Linked DNA regions of Homo sapiens: region 2 is linked to region 1. A link is a loop called in an ENCODE intact Hi-C map of the cell type or tissue named here. Cell type or tissue: A673. All regions are shown on one strand. Each heading gives the region's core, and the rest is flanking DNA. Links, peaks and the distances in the headings are about the cores only. Region 1 has its middle 52 kb from the start of MATCAP2. Region 2 holds the start of LOC107986734 (a long non-coding RNA gene).

Region 1 (5,380 bases), core at 156-5,155:
GGAGAGGTCCCCTTGAGCGGGGACCTGACCGGGTGAGTAGCAGATGGCATCCCCGGAAGAGGGGACCAGGAGGGCCGGGGTGTGGAGGGAGGACAGCAGTGATGTGGCTGCTCCTGGCAAGAGCTTAGGACGAGATATGGAGAGGAGACTGACGGGAGCCACAGGCCAGCTCTTCCAAGGCAGGCTAAGGATGTTGAGGTGGTTCTGCGGCGCTGGGGAGCATTGCAGGCTTGTGTGGGAGTAGGAACAGGTAGAGGAGGGGGCCTGCATCCGCAGTGCCGGGAGCGGCGCAGGTATCGGGGCAGGGATGGGGGATGGCTCTCGTTGCCGGCATATTATTGTGCGGTCCTTCGGCTAAGGTGTTAGCAGAGCTGGTGGGGGCCAGGTTGGTCACACTAGTCTCAGAGAAAGGCCTGAGGGGCTGGAAAGCAAGTGCAGAGGTGGGCTATTGGGACACTGTTGAGTGTCACAAGGACATGGGTTCGAGTTCTGCCTCCACCCTGACCAGCTTCAGGTTTCTAAGAAGTTGATCTTTGTTAGGTTTAAAAAAAAAGAAAAAAGAAAAATTCAGGAAAAGAGCCAGGTTTGGGGAGAAGATGCTAATCCCCGTTTTGGACAAGTTGAACTAGGGTGCCTATAGGTCAACTGCCCAGGCAGTTGGGAGCGGGTGGGGAAACCTGCCCTTCCAGAGCCTTCCATGATGGGTCTGCTGTGCTCCCGTCAAGGGTGGGACATTCCTCTATGAGAACACACATCAAACCGTGGAGTGCCTCGGCTGTCAGGCCTGCCTCCCAGCCAGACTGCACATGTAGAGAAGTAGAGGGAAGCTTACCTGAAGATGACAGTCCCGATGATGATGATGATGATGATGACGATGGTGATGATTGATCATGATGATGTTTTAAGAGCAGGGAGGCTGTTACCTTTTCTTATGGGCTGAAATGTGTCCCCTCAAAATTTATATTAAAATCCTAACCCCTAGTACTTTAGACTGTGACTTTATTTGCAAATAGGGTCATTGCAGACACAATTAAGATAAGGTCCTACTGGAGTAGAGTGAGCCCTTCATCCTATATGACTTAGTATTCATATAAGAAGAAGAAAAAACAGAAACAAACAGGGAGAGGGCCAAGTGGCCACGGAGGCAGAGATTACAGTGATGGAGCTGCAAGCCAAGGAACACTGCGGAGCAGCGTCCGAGGCTGGAAGAGGAGAGGCAGGGTCCTCCCTGCAGGCTTCAGAGGGAGTGGCCTCGCTCATACCTTGATTTTGGACTCCCTGACTCCAGTACCATGGGTGAATAAATTTCTCTAGTTGTAAGCCTCTCAATTGATGGTAATTTGTTATGACACCCCTAGGAGACTAATAGATGATCATGTCTGTATCCCCAGAACCTGGCACATCATGGCATTGGAGAAGCAAATGAATGAATGAAGTTCAGAGAGGGAATGCAGGAGAACTACTCAGCCCCACAAAGTCAGGTGGAATGTGGCTCTGCCCGCCTCCCCAAAGAAGGCTCTGTAGCCAAGAGCAGCAACAAATAGGCTGAGGGAGACCTGGGATGGTGCCGGTCTCCACCAGCTCACCTCCCTTGGTCTTGTCACCCAGGGCAGATCCTGATGTGGGGAGGGAGAGAGCAGAGAGCAGAGAAACCCTGGGGTTACCAGTGAAGCTTGTCTCTCACCTCAAGGGTGTCCTCTCCCTTCCTTGCTTTCTTCCACCACCACTACCCCATCCTCTCTGCAGTATCTCTGCGTCTGAGCATCAGAGCTAGGGTGACATTTACCCACCCTTTGGGAGTGGGTCCCTGGAAAGGTGCCAGGTGGAGCTGGAGGTTGAAGCAAGTTTCAGGGCATTGACAGGAAGAGAGTGAGGGAAGCCCTGGGTAGCACTAAGAGCATGGCTATAATGGGTGTTATGAGCCCAAACTCCTGTTCAGATCCTTTCCGGAAATTACTATTGGTGTGACTTTGGGAAAGTCACTCGACCCCTCTGAGCCTCTCAGTTTCTTTACCTGAAAAATGGAGGTATGTCTACTACCTTTAATATTGTCATAAAGATTAAATGAAATATATTTGGCATGAAATCGTCACCACCATCATTATCTTCAGTGGTGGCCAAGTGTCTCTAGGGAAGACAGGAGTGCAATGTGGATGGAAAGGTTTGGGGAGTTCCCAGACCACCCAAATCTGTGAGCAGGATGGCACTGAGAAATGCAGAACATGCCCTGGGGATGGGGGCAATTTTCTACAGTCTGGAGGATGTCTTTCAATCCTGGCTTCTGTGCAGAGCTGAGCAGTGTCCAGGGGTGGACGGTCCCCAGCCAAGCATGAGGAGGCCCCTTTGTGGGAGCCAACACCATACAGGGGGACAAGTTCAGATGTCAGGGCCCCATCAGAAGTGGGGGGCACAGAGTTTAAACCACCACTGAAAATAGGCAAGGGGACCCTTGTTGGAAGGAGTTTGCTGGGCATGAGAGAGGCCACCAGTGAGAGTAGGGGCAACCCTGACCTTCAGGGTCAAACCACATAAGGCAGGATTGCCCTGCAGCTTTTGGTTTTGGTGTCTGGCCAATTGCCAGTAGTCAGTGATGGAAGATGCCATTTCCCAAGTACTCTGCTGACTTCTATTGCGACAAATTATTTAATTAAATTATTATTGTTGGGAGGGCATTAGGGACTCGAGTTTTACTGAGCTAAGGAGTGAGTGCAGTGGGTGGGGGATAATGAAAGAAGTCAGATTGGAAGGAGGGTCACGGAAAACAAACGTCCTTGACAAAGGTGGGCGGGGCTCATGCAAATGAGACAGTCTAGGGAGCATTTCCTGCTACTTCCTGCTTTCTGGAAACTGCTTAGAAGGCTGAGTAGCTGAGGTTGACCTGAGAGCTTGGTTTTGCCCCAGAAACACACAGACAGCAGAAAGGAGACGGCAGAGGTTCAGGGGTAGCCAGGCCACCGGGCCACTGCAGGCCAGGAGTGCAGGCGCAGCCTGCGATAGCAAGGATAAGCTTCAAAGGCAAAGGTGAGGCCCTGTCCTAGGCACCCTGGGGCCTTGCTCTTGCTTCCCAGGGGTGTCTCCTGCTTCTGCCTTTATCCCTCCAGGAAGGTAGGGATGGAGGGAGGCACCCTCTTTTTCTCAAATCTGTGTGCCTGGGTGGCCAGGCTGGGCTTGGTAATGTGGAAAACTTGGGTCTGCAAGGGCAGTGAAGTTCGAAGGCCTGCTAAAGAGAGCAGCAGGAAAAGAGATGGTTCACCGACTCCCTCCTTCCAGGTGGCCTGGGGACGAGGAAGAAGGGAGAGAGATAAAAGGCCATGGAAGGGATTTCTCACCTGCTTCTGTTTTCCTGAGCTCTGGGGTCAAACCACATAAGGCAGGCTTCGCTTGGTGCTTTTGGTTCTGGGAGTGCCTAATATAGTGTCTGCTTAGCCGGCCGAATTCCGATCCACAGTCAGTGATGGAGGACGCAGTGTCTTGCTGACTTTCATCATGATGAATTATTTACTTAAAGGATCAATGCTCAGGGTGAGGCGCACTAAGGAGGACTCCAGTGATGAGGAGTGAGTGCGATTGGCTGGGGTTGTGGCTGCACCAGCATCAGCTACTTTGGACACAGCCAGAGAAGAGTGACAGGCTCCAGCCCCAGGCCTGCTGTGTATTGTGTGGTAGTCTCTTTGCTCTGAGTTCTGAGATACCTGGAAGTGGCATTTTAAAATAGAAATTCCAGAGATGGCTTTACCTCTTGGCAAATGGGCACCATACCTGTTCTATGCATGAAGGGTTCCTATGAATTTTCTGGACTATAAATCTCCCCCATTCTCTGGACTCTAAAAGCCCAAGGACAGAATCAGGAACACAAGGACTAGGCCGTCGATACCACCAGACTTGCTGAGTGATGGGGGGCAATTCCCCAGGCCTCCAGTTTCCTTCATGATATCCAGCAAGGAGAATTTTTCCCGGGGCAGTGGTCCTCACACGTAGATACCTGGAAGAATCACCCGTGGGACTTCCTGACCTGTGGATTCCTAAGCCCTAACCCAGAGTCTGATGAAGAAACATTGACTAGGCCTGGCCTGTGGCCCAGTTGAATTGGTGGCCATGCTCTGAGGCTCATACTTTGAGAAATACTGATGTGGAGGGAGTTGGTTAAAACAGGGTGCTGCCGTGTGTGTGTGTGTGTGTTACATATTTTCTTTACAGAAATGAGGTCTCGCTATCTTGCCTAGGCTGTCCTCAAACTCCTAGGCTCAAGCGATCCTCCCACCTCAGCCTCCCAAGTAGCTGGGAACGTACCGTCATGCCCAGTTTGAGCCTACCATAAATAATACTAAAGACGATATAGACGGGGCTGACTAAAATGTCAAGAACTGTGGTGGTTTATTTACTTGGAATTTTGGTGTGGCTTTCAATGGCTAGGTAAGGGATTCTTTCAGTAGCAAGGATGATAGCTACCTGGCCCTATGTCAGAGATCAGCCAGGCAGCTGAAAAAGTTTAGGATTGAAGCTGACAGACAGATAACAGCAGGGGAACTATTGTTACTGTGGCTATTTTATTAAAAGTCTTAAGTCCTTGGCTTCACTTTCCTAATGGAGCTGGCAGTGAGGATTTTTTCACTAATCTAATTACCAAACAAGACTGATGTTGGGTAAATCCTTACTATTTACAGAACTGGTAAGCAACTGCAGCTCTAGGAATTTCTCTGAAGTTTTCTTCTGAATTTTTCTGAACAGCATTGATCATCATTTACTTATCTAAGAAGACCAAATTGCAGAGAAGTTGGAAATCAGATCTTTTCATTCTTATCTCCTAGAGGGGTCTCATAGGTCTCCTGGCAAGAAGCAGTCAGACTCTGAGTGGTTTTGGCATTGAGGTTCTTGGGTGGAAGATGTGCTGCCAGCTAGGAGCAGTGAAAGCATAAGAGGATGAAAACTTCTAGGAGCCAGCCTCAGCCTCGGTCCCCACCATTGGCAGCTTCCAGATGGCTTCTGCAGGCTGTGGAGGCAAAGGCCTTCATTCTCATCCTCAACATTTAGTATGTTCATGTTCTTGTAGAATTGTCTCAGATAAAGCCACTCACATATCTAACTCCTAAAAACCTCAGAAGTTTGCCTAACAGCCCTCGGAAGGAACCTCAGTTTATAGGAGGTCTGTGTACCTGGAGGAGGGTGGGCTGGGATGAGAGGGAGTCAGACCTCTGCAATTTCCAGTATTTTATTTGAAGACAGTCCAGAGGCTTAAAGGGTCTGAAGGATGCATTATTACTGGGAATCCAGGGTCTGGTGAAAGCTAGAAAGCTGTTATCTAAGCAAAGGGGAGTTTAAGATTAGAAACTGAATTTCCCAGCCTTGCCTGTGCTCTAGAAACAATGGGGCTGGGTGCGGT
Region 2 (5,380 bases), core at 250-5,249, 330 kb before region 1:
TGTTCTTGACATAAAATGGGCAGAGGCCTGAGGAGTCACAAACTATACACACACACACACACACACACACACACACACACACACACAGCAGCAGCAGCAGCAGCAAGTAAGAAGTAGAATGAGCCAGGACTAAAGCCGAGTAAAATGCAAATATAAAATATACACACAGTGACACCAGACAGCCAGGTACACATCCAGGGATACATCTCAAACATACTGGTGAGGAGATGGGTATGGGAGCAAAAGGAATCTTAAGCAAAAAAAAAAAGCCAGAAGAGGGGTCACGTGCCCTGTCAGTGATGATAGTGTTCCGAGGCTGGGAGGATGACAAGCACAGTTCTCTGCAGACATGGCCCACAGAGGTAACAGCCAGGCAAAAATGGTGGGCAGAAGCCCCAGAGGGTCTCTCCAGATGCCATGAAACCTACAAGAAATGCCATGAGGCTGTGGGGAATTTGTTAGGCACATGGAGCGATTTCCAGGCCTGTGTCTGCCCTTCTGTCCCTGTTGAGTTACCAGTGTTGACTCACACCCTGGCACCTGGATGGATTTGTGTGGGTCGCCTGGCGATCGCGTAGGTTCCTGTAAATACAAACAGCCTAGGTCTGACAGGAATTTCCTTACTGCTTTCCTTCAGAATTGATATTAGAAGTAAATTGCTCTCTTTAAAGTGTTCAACCCTAACATGTCCCACTGGGAAAACTCTCTCTTTTTCTGTGGCCAAACACTATCAGGCTTTGTGAATTTTATAGAAGAACCAGAATTGAGGGCCAGACCTCACCCTGGGAAGCCCTGGCCATGTCTTTAAGTGATGGGGCTTGTCTGTGAATTGTCCTTGTTGGAAAGATGGAGGATAGCTTTAGTGCTGGCCACCATTGCTGGTGACACACAGCCTTATCCAAGGAAGTACATTAAGAACTCAGTGCTTGTGGCCATCAAAGAGATTCCAGTCTCTTTTTGGAGGAACTGGTTAAATCTATTATGATCTAATCAGACAATGTAATATTTTGCCCCTACAAAAAATCCTGCTTTTGAGGCCTTCTTATTGACATTGGAAAATGTAAATGTTACATCTGCTGAAATAATATTTAGCGAGTGCCTTTGCCCAGAACATGAACTGATTAGGGCCAAGCTGAAGCACAAACAAGTCACATAAGAACCTGCTGGGAAGAACTCTGGCAGTAAAAACTGTTTTCCATACCATAGCTGACTGGTTTGCTTTTCAGACCTTGTGAGCCAGAGGAGATGTTCCCAGAATCACACAGTGCAGGAGGCTTGGTCCTGGAAAACTGTCAGGTGGTCAGCAGTGAGTGATGAACGATGTGATCACAGCGGCGTTTCCCAGCCAGGCCTCGTGCAGGGGCCACGCCTTCCTACCTCCTCATACACCCTGGTCCCAAAGTCATCTTGGAAGCACAGGCTCTGAACCCTTATCTAAGGATTAAAGAATAGCAGAAAAACCAGACATTTAGAGGTATTTAGACATTTAAAAGAGCCCATGAAATCCAGGCGGCCTGTGTGACCTTCATTTTCTCCTACGAGAGAGATGCAGGGACTTGGGTGCTGTGCTGTCCCCGAGGCCATGGGACAACCCCCCTACCCCGCAGGAGTAGGGGTGCTCTGTGTGTAGCTGCACTCAGTCTCTCCACCGCCTCCTGTTCCAGGACACCGTCATTCAATAAGGCTAAGATTTTGTTTTTAATGTTCATAAAGCCTCTTAATCCTGAGAACGGCTTGACTGTGCATTGAGTTCCTGAGAACAGGACTAAAATATCTATACAATATGAGTCCAATTATATTTATGGCTAAGCATCCAAATATACCTAGAAAAAAAAAGCTTAGAAGGAAATGGGCCAACATATTAACAGCTTCCCTCCCACCTTCCCCCGCACACAAATGTGATGGTTTTAAGGGAAGTTTAAATGTTTCCTTAAAAACAGCTTTATTGAGATATAATTGATACTGAACTTTGCTTTAAGCAAACAAAAAATGAACATTAAGATTTATTTTTTAAGATTTAGGGTATAAGAAAATGAAATAAAAGGCATCCAGATAGTAAAAGATGAAGAAAAACTGTATTTGCAGATGATATGATCTTATATATAGAAAATCCTAAGGAATCCATGAAAAAACTATTAGAACTAGTAACCAAGTTGGGCAAAATTGCAGTATACAATGACAATTTATATACAAATCAATTGTATTTCTTTTTATTTTTATTTTTGAGACGAATCCTTGCTCTGTCACCCAGGCTGGAGTACAGTGGCATGATCTCCGCTCACTGCAAGCTCCGCCTCCCGGGTTCACGCCATTCTCCTGTCTCAGCCTCCCATGTAGCTGGGTCTACAGGCACCCGCCACCACACCCGGCTAATTTTTGTATTTTTAGTAGAGACAGGGTTTCACCATGTTGGTCAGGCTGGTCTTGAACTCCTGACCTCAGGTGATCCACCTGCCTCAGCCCCCCAAAGTGTTGGGATTACAAGTGTGAGCCACCGCGCCCAGCCAAATCAATTGTATTTCTATACACTGGCAACGAACAATCCAAAAATGAAATTAAGAAAACAATTCCATTTATTAATATAATAAAAAAGAATAAAATACTTAGGAAGTTAATAAAAGAAGTACAAAACTTATACTCTATAAACTACAAAACACTGTTGAAAAATGTTAGACAATGTAAAAAGATGGACAGACATCTCATGTTCATGGATCAGAAGACCGAATATTGTTAAGATGGCAATACTCCCCAAACTGATCTACAGATTTAACAGAATCCCTATCAGCACACACAACCACCCCCTGCCCCCCAGCTGGCTTCTTTGCAAAAATGGGCAAATTAATTCTAATATTCACATAGAAACTCAAAAGACCTAGAATAGCCAAAATGATACAGAAAAAGAAGAACAAAATTGGAGGACTCAAACTTCTGATTTCAAAACCTATAAATCTACAGTAATCAAGACAGTGTGGTACTGGCATTAAGATAGACATATAGATCAGTAGAATAGAACCAAGCATCCAGAAATTCTTACATTTACAGTCAACTGATGTCCAACAAAAGTGCCAAAATAATTCAATCAGAGAAAGAAGAGTCTTTTCAACAAATGGTGCTGGGACTAGATATCCACATGCAGAAGAATGAACTTGGACTCCTAATTTACTAAAAATGGATCAAATACCTAAATTTGAGAGATAAAAAACTCTTAGAAGAAAACACAGGGGTGAATCTTCATTACCTTGAATTTGGCAATGGTTTGTGAGATATGACATCAAAAGTATGAACAACAAAAGAAAAAAATAAATAGAAATTCATCAACATTAAAAATTCTGTGCTACAGAGGACACTATTCAGAAAGTGAAAGACAACACACACAATGGAAGAAAATATTTGCAAATCATATATTTGTTAAGGGACTTGTATTCTAGAATATATAGAACTCTTAAAACTCAACAATAAGACAAACTCAATTAAAAAGTGGGCAAAGAATCTCAATAGACATTTGTCCAAATATACAACCACATGAAAAGAGGTTCAGCACAACCGTCAAAGAAATGCTAATAAAAACCACAATGAGATACTATTTTACATCCACTGTATTAGTCCATTTTCATGCTGCTGATAAAGACATACCTGAGACTGGACAATTTACAAAAGAAAGAGGTTTAATGGCTTACAGTCCACATGACTGGGGAGGCCTCACAATCATGGCAGAAGGCAAGGAGGAGCAAGTAACATCTTAGGTGGATGGCGGCAGGCAAAGAGAGAGATTGGGCAGGGAAACTCCCCCTTATAATACCATCAGATCTTGTGAGACTTATTTGCTATCACTAGAACAGCATGGGAAAGTCCTGCCCCCATGACTCAATTACCTCCCACCAGGTCCCTCCCACAACACATGAGAATTCAAGATGAGATGTGGGTGGGGACACAGCCAAACCATATCATCCACTATGATGGCTTTCCTCAAAAAAGCAGATAACAAGTGTTAGTGAGAATGTGGAGGAAGCAAAAGTTCCACACGCTGCTGGTGGGAATGTAGAATGGTGGATCTACTTTGGAAAACAGTCTGGCAGTTCCTTCAAAAAGTAAACACAGGGTTATCATTTGACCCGGCAATTCCACTTGTTAAAAACAAACTGAGGGCTGGGGCACGGTGGCTCATGCCTGTAATCCCAGTACTTTGGGAGGCTAAGGCAGGAGGATTGCTTGAGTTCAAGAGTTCGAGACCAGTCTGGGTGACATAGCAAAACCCTGTCTCTACAAAAATACAAAAATTAACCAGACATGGTGGCACGCACCTGTGGTACCAGGTACTCCTCCCACCCAGGAGGCTGAGGTGGGAGGACTGCTTGAGCCTGGGAGGCAGAGGCTGCAGTGAGCTGAGATCATGCCACTATACTCCATCTTGGGTGACTGAGTGAAACCCTGTCTAAATAAATAAATACTGAGGCACATGAAAATTTTTAATGAGTTTATTTGAGCATTCAGTGATTCATGAATTCATCAGTACCAGACCACAGCAGTTCAGTGAAGGCGTGCAAGAAGAAACTTTTATAAGGTGTTTGTGGAAGCAAGACAATGAAAATACTTGATTGGTTAAGGTGGAAAGTCCTTAGTTAGAGGTTAGTTGGTGGCTTCTGATTGGTTAAGCTTTAGTTTCATTTACTGTTTACATCAAATTGGGTTTTGGTTTGCTTACATAGGAACCCAATGTGCTGGAGCTGTCTCAGCCTAATAGCCTCCCAATTAACTATTTTAACACATTCCTAGGTGTATACCCAAGAGAACTGAAAGCATGTGTTTACACATAAACTTGCCTGTGAATGTTTGTATCTGCATTATTCATAATAGCGTAAAGGTGGAAAGAACCTAGTGTCCATCAACTGATGGCTAAACAAAATGTAACATGTCAATACAATGGCATCTTATTTGTCATAAAAAGGAATGAAGCACTCATACATGCCACAACATGGATGAAACTGAAAAACATTTTGCAAAATGAAAGAAGCCAGTCACAAAAGACCACATATTCTATGATTCCATATATAGGAAATGTCCAGAACAGACAAATCTATGAAGATGGAAAGATTAGTGGTTGCCTAGGACTGGGAGGTGGCGTGAGGAGATTGGGGAGTGATAGCTAATGAATACAAAGTTTCTTTGGGGGATTATAAAAATTTACTAAAATTGATTGTGGTGACGGTCACACAATTCTGTAAATGTACTAAAAACCATTGAATTGCACACTTAAAATTGAATTGTAAAGCATGTGATATCTCAATAAAACTGTTATAAAAATATTTAGGTGCTAATTAGTTTGGAAGAGTCATTACTTTAAAATAATTCACAACACTATTTCCTTAACTATCAAACTTAA

The links. Hi-C counts contacts between places; a loop is a spot of excess contacts. Peaks named below come from ENCODE experiments on the same cell type or tissue, not always from the same donor. Only the 100,000 strongest peaks of a DNase experiment are listed, where the experiment ranks them.
Region 2: it touches region 1 in a loop (10-fold over the local background); 83 of 110 quality-filtered maps call a loop at or near these places.

The regions. Positions count from the first base shown.
Region 1 is chr7:36,312,944-36,318,323 of GRCh38, forward strand. No RefSeq gene overlaps it. Among named protein-coding and RNA genes, the nearest start is that of MATCAP2, 52 kb to the right of the region's middle. In A673, for the core only: no CTCF peak of the experiment used is centred there; a DNase peak (open chromatin) is centred at 2,788.
Region 2 is chr7:35,987,772-35,993,151 of GRCh38, forward strand. It overlaps LOC107986734 (a long non-coding RNA gene), which reads right to left and starts at 3,717. Exons shown (of 3, transcript XR_001745010.1): 1 at 3,678-3,717; 2 at 1,202-1,434. In A673, for the core only: no CTCF peak of the experiment used is centred there; no DNase peak of the experiment used is centred there.